Regions from separate parts of the Homo sapiens genome. Here region 1 is linked to region 2. A link is a contact called in ENCODE Hi-C or POLR2A ChIA-PET data. All regions are on one chromosome and are shown on one strand. Each heading gives the region's core, a stretch centred on a gene start or an enhancer-like site at or near the end of the contact. The rest is flanking DNA. Distances are from core to core; before and after follow the strand shown. Region 1 has its middle 20 kb from the start of DNM1L. Region 2 overlaps FGD4 (FYVE, RhoGEF and PH domain containing 4).

Region 1 (5,896 bases), core at 473-2,972, 100 kb before region 2:
GCTGTCTGAACCCAAGCTCTGGCAAGGGCGTCAGCACCTCAATCTGGATGGGCATTGCACATCTCTGACCTGCTGCAGCCCCTTCATATGGTGGATGACGCCCCACAACCCTGTAGAAATTGAAGCCTGCTCATAACATCACTGGCCTTCTTACCAACCTTGAGCCATGACAGAGCCCAGGAAGCCAGGAACTCACACATTTGGCCACTATCAAGGGAACATTGCCCTCCTCACACTCACTGCGTGCAGTGATTGAGCCCTTCTTGTAGTTTGTCTTCTTGTTTGAAGGATGTACAACCTAATCTTAGTTTTTCCCAAAGTTTCTGACTTTGTGATACACCCTCTTCACTTCCCAGTGGCACAACTGTTATGGGGGTAGGTGTGGCAGCTCTGAGCAGTGTTGGAGTCAAAAGTGGGAAAGATAGGGTCAAGTTAAGAATAATAAACTTGACTGGGCGCGGTGGCTCATGCCTGTAATCCCAGCACTTTGGGAGGCCGAGGCGGGCGGATCACCTGAGGTCAGGAGTTTGAGACCAGCCTGGCCAGCGTGGCAAAACCCGGTCTCTACTAAAAATACAAAAATTAGCCGGGCACGGTGGCGGGTGCCTATATTCCCAGCTACTCAGGAGGCTGAGGCTGGAGAATTGCTTGAACCTGGGAGACGGATGTTGCAGTGAGCCGAGATCGCGCCACTGCACTCCAGCCTGGGTGACAGAGTGAGACTCCGTCTCAAAAAAAAAAAAAAGAATGAACTTGACTCACCCCCGCCCCCGCCAAAAAAGATGTTAAATTACACTAGAGAAATAGAGATGGCTCTGGAAAAGTTTAGCAATCATGGTGCAAGGCCACTTAAGGACAGGGATTTTCAAACAGCAGATCACGCACCATGTTCCCAGTCCACTGGTATTGAGGCTATTTTTATCTCTCCGTGAGTTCCCAGATTTCATACTAGAGATAAGGCATCACTTTGCTCCAGGGACCTTATTACTAAAGATTCACCCACTACATACTAAGAATCTAAGGCAGTTACTCAGGGCCCAGGAAACTTTCTGGTCAGATGCCATCATCGTTCCACTTGGACCTGAGGGAAGCAGAGCACTGGACAGGGGGACAGGAGAAAAGAAGACAGGGTTGCAGAGAAAGTCACAGCTGACAATCTTGGCTGTCCTCCATCCCTGTCTGAGGAGTGGCGGGAGTGGGGGAATGGGTAGCCAGAGAAGTGGAGGCTCTGGAGCGGGGCTTCCCAACCTCGGCACCATTGACATTTTGGGCCAGATCATTGTTTGGGGGGCTGTACTGTGCCTCCTGGGATGTTTAGCAGCTTCCCTGGCCTCTACCCACAAGATGCTAGTAACACTACCTCCCCATCACCACTCCGTTTGTGACAAACAAAAATGTCTCCAGACTTTGCCACATGTCCCCAGGTGGGGAAGAAAGGGGAGGTAGGAAACCAGGTTGGGAACCACACTGCTCTGTCGTGTGAGAAGGCAAAGAACGGGAATACGACCTGGCCAGCTCCCAATTTCCTTTCTCCTTTATAAACATTTGGCTGTTTTAGAAAGCCTTTTTATGGATCTCTTAATTCCTTTCTCTTTTCCAGCCAGATAGCTATCTTTGCTTTCAGTCTAGACAGCCCACAACAGGCTGAGGCTTACCTGAGAGCCTCTCAGTGAAGCCTGTGGAGCTGGGTGGACAGCAGGAGGGTGTGCTGTCACAGGGAGCAGGCAGAGCACTGAAGTCTTGGCTGCACAGGGCTGTGGTACTGCGCCTGAGTGCAACCCTTAAGACTAATGGCCTTTCCTCAACTTTATCACAATGGTTCATAAAAATGGGGACCAGGGGCCGGGTGTGGTGGCTCACACCTGTAATCCCAGCACTTTGGGAGGCCAAGGTGGGTGGATCACCTGAGGTCAGTAGTTCGAGACCAGCCCAGCTAACATGGCGAAACCCTGTCTCTACTAAAAATACAAAAATTAGCAGGGCATGGTGGCACAGCCCTGTAGTTGCAGCTACTCGGGAGGCTGAGGCAGGAGAATTGCTTGAATCCGGGAGGCAGAGGTTGCAGTGAGCCGAGATCATGCCACTCAGCCTTGGTGACACAGCAAGACTCATCTCAATAATAAATAAATAAATAAATAAATAAATAAATAAATAAATAATTTTTAAAAATGGGGATGAGGGACAGGCAAAAAAATGGAATGAGTGAGAATCACTTGGGAGAAAATTATACACCCAAGCCCACCTGCCAGCATGCAGCCTCAGGCATATCAAATCCACAGGGCAGCAGGATGTGGGACAGATGTGTGTATTTCCGAAACACAGCTCACATGATTCTCAGATGTTGCTTCCTCCCACCCTCTCCTTCGAGTTGAATCACCTGCCAAAGGGGTTTTCTATGACATCTGCCCTTTATCACAGATGGAACTCTCAGTAACAAGTCAAAGATGTTTCTTGATGCATTATTTACAATGCTTACACTGAAAAACTGTGATGGAATATGAATGAAATTATTTCTATAAAGTTCCTAGAATAGTGGCTAGCAGATACTAAACCCTCAGGTTTTGGCTGTTACTGTGAAAACTGTTTTGGAAGGAGGGGAAGTGCTTAGGGTACAATTTAAATAAAACTAATAGGACCTCAGACTACAAACAGTGGATCTCTATTTTATTTTATTATTATTATTTTTTGAGACGGAGTCTCTCTTTGTTGCCCAGGCAGGGCAGTGGCACAATCTCCGTTCACTGCAGCCTCTGCCTCCCGGGTTCAAGTGATTCTTGTGCCTCAGCCTCTGGAGTAGCTGGGATTACAGGTGCCCACCACCATGCCTGGCTAATTTTTATATTTTTAGTAGAGACAGGGTTTCACCTTGTTGGCCAGGCTGGTCTTGAACTCCTGACCTCAGGTGATGCACCCGCCTTGGCGTCCCAAACTGCTGGGATTACAGGCGTGAGCTATGGCGCCCGGCCCGGATCTCTATTTTATTTTATTTTTTTGAGACGGAGTCTTGCTTTGTCGTCCAGTCGGGAGTACAATGGCGCGATCTCGGCTCACTGCCACCTCCGCCCCTTCAGGTTTAAGCAGTTCTCTGCCTCAGCCTCCCGAGTAGCTGGGATTACAGGCGCCCGCCACCATGCCCGGCTAATTTTTTGTATTTTTAGTAGAGACGGGGTTTCACCATCTTGGCCAGGCTGGTCTTGAACTCCTGACCTCCTGACCTGCCTTAGGCCTCCCAAAGTGCTGAGATTACAGGCGTGAGCCACCGCGCCCGGCCAGATCTCTATTTTATAAAGAGACACCTAGCCGGGCGCGGTGGCTCACGCCTGTAATCCCAGCACTTTGGGAGGCCGAGGCGGGCAGATCACGAGATCAGATCGAGACCGTCCTGGCTAAAACGGTGAAACCCCGTCTCTACTAAAAATACAAAAATTAGCGAGGCGTGGTGGAGGGCGCCTGTAGTCCCAGCTACTAGGGAGGCTGAGGCAGGAGAATCGCTTGAACCCGGGAGGCGGAGCTTACAGTGGGCCGAGATCGCGCCACTGCACTCCAGCCTGGGCTACAGAGCGAGACTCTGTCTCAAAAAAAAAAAAAAAAAAAAAAAAGAGAGAGAGAGAGACACCTATATAACACCTATATATGGGGGATCCCAGGTCAAGATTGAGCTGTGACAGTAGTCTATCCCTTGGATTCGGTCGTGAGTTCTATTGTGGATAAGGTTGGAGAAATTTGCTTTGATTTTTTTTTTTTTTTTTTTTTTTTTTTAAGAAAAGGAGAATAACAGAATCAAGGAGCAAGGGCAACTTGACCATGGGGCGGCCGCATTGTAGACTGTTCTTCCCAGCAGAGCAGGATAAGGGGGGCTGGCCGGGGAGCTGCCGGTGTTGCCATCCTGTAAGGGATGCTAAAGTATCAATGAGCACTTAGGCATCTCTGAAACCATAGTGATATGGAGAAAGTTGTGTTTGCCGGAACTCCTGCAGAGCACAGAATGTGGTTAGTCACTTATCATAGTTTGAAACCCTTAGAGGGCACTCTTGAGCAACAATAAATGATCCCTAAACAGCTTTCCAGTGAAACCTGTTCCAGCTGATTCCACGTCCTTTTACTTGATGAGTAGTAAATATACACAACTCTCTCCCCAAAACTGAAGAGCGCAGATACAATGGAAAGATTGCCAGCTCTCCCCCAGAAGTCTGACTATTTTGTTCATCCCTCCGTGCTCTAAATACATGTTGAGGCCAGGTGCAGTGGCTCATGCCTGTAATCCCAGCACTTTGGGAGGCCAAGGTAGGAGGATCACTTGAGCCCAGAAGGTTGAGGCTGCAGTGAGCCGTTTGTGCCACTGGGTGACAGAGACCCTGTCTCAAAAACAAATAAAAAAACCCAATAAAATAAATTCATGTTGAGCAACTATTTCAAGAATATTGATTTTAAAGGGTGCCTAGATATTACTTTACCTGGGAGCCTACATGTCCCATCTGTTCCTGATCTCAGGCTGGCCCCATGGCCCACATCACAGCCCCATAAACAGTGAGTTGTTGGCAGAAGCTGAAGGAATTATGTGTTGTGTTTGGTTGTTATGTTGTCCAAGGAATCTGTTGAGCCCAAAGACCTAAGCAACACACACAGTATAACTGGGGCTCAGGTAACAAATAGTAATGCGAAGTGTGGGAGCTGGGGATCTCTCTTCTGTGTGGAGCCCAGCTCCACTGCCAGATAATACACCAAAGCTGAGAGGAAGGGTGGACCTGGCCCTTGGTTACCACTACTGGCAAACTATCCTAGGTGGCCAACTGCTACTAGTGGGCTGGTGCTATCATTTTGTTAGATGGATAAAGTGGATATTGGTGGTTCCTTAATAACAATGTATTTCTTCTTAAACTTTAAATTTTTAGATGGAAAAAATGGAAAAGACAGAGAAGAAAAATTAAGAAAAAAAACAGCTAGGCTTTTATTTTATTTTATTTTGAGACAGAGTCTTGCTCTGTTGCCCAGGCTGGAGTGCAGTGGAGTGATCTCAGCTCACTGAAGCCTTGGCCTCCCGGGTTCAAGCGATTCTCCTGCCTCAGCCTCCCGAGTAGCTGGGATTACAGGTGCCCGCCACCATGCCTGGCTAATTTTTGTATTTTCAGTAGAGATGGGTTTCACCATGTTGGCCAGGCTGGTCTTGAACTCCTGACCTTGTGATCCTCCCGCCTCGGCCTCCCAAAGTGCTAGGATTACAGGCATGAGCCACCATGCCCGGCTTTTTTTTTTTTTTTTTTTTAATTTAATAGACATTAATCTTTACTTTGGCTGTTTGAAGCAAGAGTTTGAGAAACTGCTCCTCTCTGGACTTGGGGCTCTAATCTCATACATGGGTTTTGTTTTGTTTTGTTTTTTCTTTTCTTTTTTTCTTTTTTTTGAGACAGAGTCTCATTCTGTCACCCAGGATGGAGTGCAGTGGTGTGATCTCCTCTCACTGAAACCTCCGCCTCCAGGGTTCAAGTGATTCCCGTACCTCAGCATCCTGAGTAGCTAGGACTACCTGCCACCATGCCTGGCTAATTTTGTATCTTTTGTAGAGACAGGATCTCACTATGTTGCCCAGACTGGTCTCAAACTCCTGGGTTCAAGTGATCTGCCCACCTTGGCCTCCCAATGTGCTGGAATTACAAGCGTGAGCCACCACTGATCTTTTTAATGTGTCAAAGTTTTACCTTTTTCAGAATGTCATATACATAGTTGGAATCATATGATATGTAGTTTTGTTTTTGTTTTTAGAGATGGGGTATCACTATGTTGCTCAGACTGGTCTCAAACTCTTAGGCTCAAGTGACATGTCAGAAGAACCAGGAGGCAGCTCGAAGGGTCTCCCACTGGCAAAATCTGGGACAGTTAAACATAAAAATTAACATAA
Region 2 (5,998 bases), core at 1,938-4,437:
CAGGCCTCCTCTCCTTGCAGGGCCACAGAAAGGGCAGAACGCAGCTGCTACAATGTAGGCGAAGGAAAGGACGGAATTAATCCGTTAAAAGCCTTCCTTTTTAGTGTTGGGTCTGTGGCTAGTCACAGAGCAACTCAAAAGAACAAAGGAGGAAAGCCCAACGTGACAGCTGACCTAAAGACTCTAGAAGAATGGCTCGATTTGAAACTAACAAATACACACATGCGCCCACGTCCACACACACACCCTCTCGCCCACTAGCTTACTCAGACTCCACATCAACATCCATGACATACGCTAACGGTGACCCATGTTTTCCAAAGAAAGGATGGCAAGATTATACAGATAACATGGTCACATTTATATAGAACTCAAAAACTCCAAAATGTTCTTTAAAATCACACAAATACATCATGAGACATAGATGAAGAGGAAGGATTAAATGTTTGTTCACTTTCTGGTATAAAAAGTTATATGTTGAATTTCAGAGACTTTTAAAGAAGTCATGTGTCAGTGTTCTCTATTATGCATATTAGATTTCCTTCTCTTCTGGTTGACATGGTGATATTAAGACCACTGACTCTGCTTCAGAGAAAATAAAATTTCTACCAGGAAATTCAGTATAATTGAATCAAAGAATGCAATTTAAGGAATTATCATTTGGTTAAGAAACAAAGAGTTTCATTTTTTATAGAATCCAAATATCTCAAAGAGAACTCAGAGATTTTTTTAAGCCTTAATTATTGAAAACAAGCTATTTTTAAAAAACCCAATCAACTTTCTATTGAGTAAAAAAAACCCAAAAAATTCTTAATCCAATTCATTATTAAATAATATTGATTAGAAACCACATTTGGGCCAGGTGCGGTGGCTCATGCCTGTAATCCCAGCACTCTGGGAGGCCAAGGCGGGTGGATCACCTGAGGTCAGGAGTTCAAGACCAGCCTGGCCAACATGGTAAAACCCCGTCTCTACTAAAAATACAAAAATTAGCCAGATGTGGTGGTGGGCGCCTGTAATCCTAGCTACTCAGGAGGGTGAGACAGGAGAATCACCTGAACCCAGGATGGGGGGAGGTTGCAGTGAGCTGAGATCGCACCATTGCACTCCAGCCTGGGCAACAAGAGTGAAACTCCATCTCAAAAAAAAAAAAAAAAAAAAAAAAAACAAAACCCAACAAAGAAACCACATTTCTGCTTTATTTTCTGTTGCTCTCCTTAAAATTTATCTTGGTAAAACAGATTTTGGAAAATATCAAGAGTTCCAAGTATTGTCTCAACAGTTCTTTCAGAGCCAATACCAAAACAGAAATTAAATGACGCTAGGAATTTGAGACCAGCCTGGGCAACATAAGACCCTGCCTTTACTTAAAAAAAATAAAAATTAGCTGGGCATGGTGGTGCGCGCTTGTGGTCCCAGCTACTGGGGAGGTTGAGGTGAGAGGATCTCTTGAGCCCAGGAGGTTGAGGAAGCAGTGAGCTATAATCACACCACTGCACTCCAGCCTGGTCAACAGAGGGAGACCTTGCAACTCTGAGAAAAGAAAAAAAAAGGCAGGGGTGGTCCTCATCAGACATACTTCTGCTAAAATGGTTTATCAGCGAGATTAAGCATTGTTTAGTAAAATATAACAAGAATTTAGAAGGCAAAAGTAATGAAAGATTGACAGATTATTATTAAAATTATAAAAAGGCTGGGTGCAGTGGCTCACGTAATCTCAACACTTTGCGAGGCTGAGGCAGGCAGATCACTTAAGCCCAGGAGTTTGAGACCAGGTAGGCAGCCATGGCAAAATCCTGTCTCTTCAAAAAAATACAAAAAACATTAACTGGGTGTGGTGGCATACATCTGTAGTCCCAGCTACTTAGAAGGCCGAGGTGCGAGGATGGCTTAAACCTGGGAGTTTGAGGCCACAGTGAGCCGTGATCACACCATTGCGCTGCACTCCAAAATGAGTGACAGAGCGAGACACCATCTCAAAATAAATAAAATTATAAACAGAAGAAATACAGTTGAAACCTTTACATGTGTAAGCTTATCTATCTTCTTGGAAAAAAGTATGTGAAATAGGCAAAGTATATCCCTAAAATCCACAACACATCATGCAACCACTTGGCCTTTCAGGGGGAAAATCTGGATGCTTTTTCACAGTGATACTAAGAATGGCTTAAAGGCCACCTTTGAGCCTACTAAAGGCCACCTCCCGGGGTCTAGTGAAGGATGGCTGTACAGGCCCCAACAGTGCAGAGCCACAGCTCAACTACAAACTAGAGGAAGAAACTAATGTAATTGTAAATTGAGACCCTGAGACATCATCAATTTATAAGAGAAAGCAGCAACAATACTACACAAAGGGGGCAGTTAATGGGTTAAATGAGAAAACAAATTACGTTGAGTCTTTTTAAAAAGGTCATCACCATTACACATTAAAATATGAAAAATGTTTGACAGTCTATTTAGAAATAAAACATGTCTTACCTAAATATTAATTTGAATGAAAACTAGGCACTTAATTTCTAGACAGCAAACTTTCAGGGTATGGTAGGTTTCGCAAGTGTCATGTTTACAGAGAATATCTCCCACGAATGTGCCAAAATGCGTGCAATAAGAGATCAACTGTGCATCTATTTTTAAAATAAGTTCATCAAAGTCATGATTACACATCTTTTGCCAGAGGCAATTAGATCAACATTTCAGAACATTGTTTATTAAAACAAGTCTCTAAATTTCAGCCACTATCACAAAGCATGAAAACATGGTGAAGGACACAGAGAACATTTACATTTTTAAACATTTGTTTAAAAAAACAAAAAGGCAATGACAAATACATAGAGATCATACGTGGCTGCAAGGCTAAAAATACTATTAATAATTATTTGGCCCTTTACAGGAAAAAAATGTACGGACCACTGGTATAGGTTAAACAAATCATGGTAAAAGAAGTTTGCCTAAAAGAAGCACCCTTTCATTAAACACTTCATCTGCTAACATCTTGGATAATAGCAACAAAAACTGAAACTTTTTGTTTGTTTATGACTGACTTAGCCTACTCATATTTGGAAACAGTCCTTATTTGGGTGTCAGTTGCCTAACAGGGAATTGAAACCAAAATTGTAACCAGATGGTCTCTCATTCAAGAAGTTTTACATTAACTCTAGAGGTTCTTTGATTGCAAATTACAATATCAAGAAGAACCAGTAGGGCTGATTTATAATTATAAACAGTTACCTTAGAAACAGCCATAACAAATTACAGTATGTTAGTTAGCATGGGGAAGGAGAGGTATCCGATTTAAATACTATCTCCTCTTGAGGACTGGTCATCTTTTTAACCACTTTTTAGTATTAACCCATTTTGTACTCTGACCTTGGGTTGCTGACCTATGCTTGCTGGGTTGTATCTCCTATAGGAATCCCTAGACATACGCCAACCTCAAATATTCTCAATTAGCCTCACTGTTGACTGATATAGCTCCCTCGTTCCAACTGCAGAGGTTGCCACTATGGCTTAACTTTCCTTTATCTGTCTTTTTTGGCATTTAAACAGTCATGCGCTAAGTCACACTTTTGTGTGGTAGATATGCCCTACGATTGGTTAGGGTGACTTTTGGCTACTATTTGCTAGACTCTGTTATAGGCTGTTATATTACATTTTACCAAATCATTCTTGAATTATTGTTTCGCATTTTAAGTTTGGACCCTCTCTTTGGCTATCCATTGCAAAATCCACTCAGTTCTCTGATTCTTCGAGCCTGACCTCTTACCACAGTGTCCATGAGCTCAGATCACAGCTTTATACGGTCTTGCTTATACTGTCTCATCCATCCATGCACTGGGTCTCTAGCCCAGGAGATCTCAATGGGGTCCACCCTTTGGGACAAGCATCTCTTGGATTTAAGAGGGAAGACACAGTTTTCTAGGGTAGACGATCTTTATGGGAGCATATTGTCCATAAGGATAAACATACTTTAAAAAACCAAAAACCACTTTATTTGCATTTAGTTTTCACTGTCTCCTTAGTGTACTACAACCTGTGAGAATTACTTAGATTTGTCTTGCATGACTTTTGGCACCATAGCACTTTTGAAGAACATGGTCAGGTATTTTGTGGAATGTCCCTCAAATTGGGTTTCTGTTATTTTCTCATTATGAGACTGTGGTTATGGGTTTGGGGTAAGAATATCACAGAGGCAATGCACCCATCTCACTTTATTATATTAATATCACTGCATGATAGCAATATGATTATCATGTGATGTTAACCCTGGTCGGCTGATGAGGTGGCATCTACCAGGTTTCTCTACTGTAAAACATTATTATAAAACATTTTTCAACAGTCTTCTATCATAACTCCCAAAACTCCCCCATTTGTCCCATAGATTGCAGATTACATCTCCCATATGCTAGCTAAAACACCTAGATTAAGAGATCAATTGCCTTTTTTAAAAAAAAGACATTAAGGTTATAAAACTCATAGTTTACAACTCTCTTGCTATGGGGAACAAATCCATAGCCAGGAAATTTATTTGAGTGTTATTTCAAACAGCTCCCCAAACTTCTAAACCTGAATAATAAATTTTCTAGAAACATAATTATCAAGCCACAAAGGTTCTTCAAAAAGAAAATCTGATGAAGAGTTAAAGAAAGTTCCTTGGACCTAGGAACTGCATGCACTTCTAGGACTCTAATCTACAGTAATAGCCCTGTACATGTAAAGGTAAATATAACACTATAGAACATATGCAGCAGACTGGGAATATTTCCAAAATATAAATAATTGAGAGGTCTCCAAGACATTATTAAACTGTAGAATATGTATAATATCTCAGTTTTTAAAAAGAATAAGTTATAGACAAATGTATAGAAATGTACTGAAAGAGAGGGAAGATAGCACACCAAATGTAACTTTGGGAATTGCAGATGGAGGTGAGGTGAGAGAATGAATGAGAATTTTCATATTTTGGTCTGTTAACAGCTATATCATTTAAATCTTTTATAATAAAAATGTATTTATATATCACTTATATTTTTAAAAATCTATGAAAGTCACCAAGTATACATATCACAGAGACTTTTAAAAAAGCATATCCCTGCTGGGCATCGTGGCGCAGGCCTGTAATCCCAACACTTTGGGAGGGTGAGGCGGGCAGATCACCTGAGGTCAGGAGTTCAAGACCAGCCTGGGAAACATGGTGAAACCCAGTTTCTACTAAAAATACAAAAAGTAGCTGGTCATGATGGTGGGTACCTGTAATCTCAGCTACTCAGGAGACTGAGGTGGGAGAATTGCTTGAATCCGGGAGGCGGAGGTTGCAGTGAGCCAAGACTGTGCCACTGCACACCAGCCTAGGTGACAGAGTGAGACTCCATCTTAAAAACAAAAAACAAAAACATATCCCTTACATTTGTACATCCATGTTCACAGCAGCATTAATTCACAATAGTCAAAGAGTAGAAGCAGGCCTGGCGCAGCAGCTCACACCTGTAATCCCAACACTTTGGGAGGCTGTGTCGCCCACCACCATGTGCAGCTAATTTTTGTATTTTTTAGTAGAGACAGGGTTTCACCACGTCGGCCAGGCTGGTCTCGAACTCCTGACTTCAGGTGATCCACCCACCTTGGCCTCCCAAAGTGCTGGGATTACAGGTGTGAGCCACTGCGCCCAGCAGGAAATTCTATCATATGCTACAGCATGGATGAATCTTGAGGACATACATAATGCTAAGTGAAATAAGCCAGTTACAAAAAGAGAAATACTGTATAATTCCACTTTAAAATCATAGAAACAGAAAATGGAATGAAGGTTTTGAGGACCTGGGAGGAAGAAGAAAAGGGAGTTATTGTTTAGTGGGTGCAGAATTCAGTTTTGCAAGATGAAGAGTTCTGTGGATGATAGTGGTGAATGTATTTAATGACAGTGAAATGTACATTTAAAAATGGCTATGATGGCAAATTTTAAGTACCTTTTACCACAATTAAAATTAAAAAAAATTTTAAA

What was found. Hi-C counts contacts between places; a loop is a spot of excess contacts on that map. ChIA-PET counts read pairs that join two places held with the same protein, here RNA polymerase II (POLR2A). Pooled maps may share reads with other maps.
Region 1: a map with no recorded cell type shows a loop between it and region 2 (6-fold over the local background). The contact joins two enhancer-like sites. A Hi-C loop is called at or near these places in 2 of 168 maps with a recorded cell type or tissue (IMR-90 and cardiac septum), 7 of 37 single-sample maps with no recorded cell type and 9 of 50 pooled maps. POLR2A ChIA-PET finds 5 or more read pairs at or near these places in 8 of 52 experiments (AG04449, AG04450, BJ and 5 more).

What each region holds. Positions count from the first base shown.
Region 1 is chr12:32,655,890-32,661,785 of GRCh38, reverse strand. No RefSeq gene overlaps it. Among named protein-coding and RNA genes, the nearest start is that of DNM1L, 20 kb to the left of the region's middle. Within about 2 kb of position 1,722, at least 3 of the 41 ENCODE cell types and tissues checked have a DNase peak (open chromatin) inside an H3K27ac peak, as active enhancers do.
Region 2 is chr12:32,556,245-32,562,242 of GRCh38, reverse strand. All of the region lies in intron 1 of FGD4 (FYVE, RhoGEF and PH domain containing 4), which reads right to left. Among named protein-coding and RNA genes, the nearest start is that of DNM1L, 120 kb to the left of the region's middle. Within about 2 kb of position 3,187, at least 3 of the 41 ENCODE cell types and tissues checked have a DNase peak (open chromatin) inside an H3K27ac peak, as active enhancers do.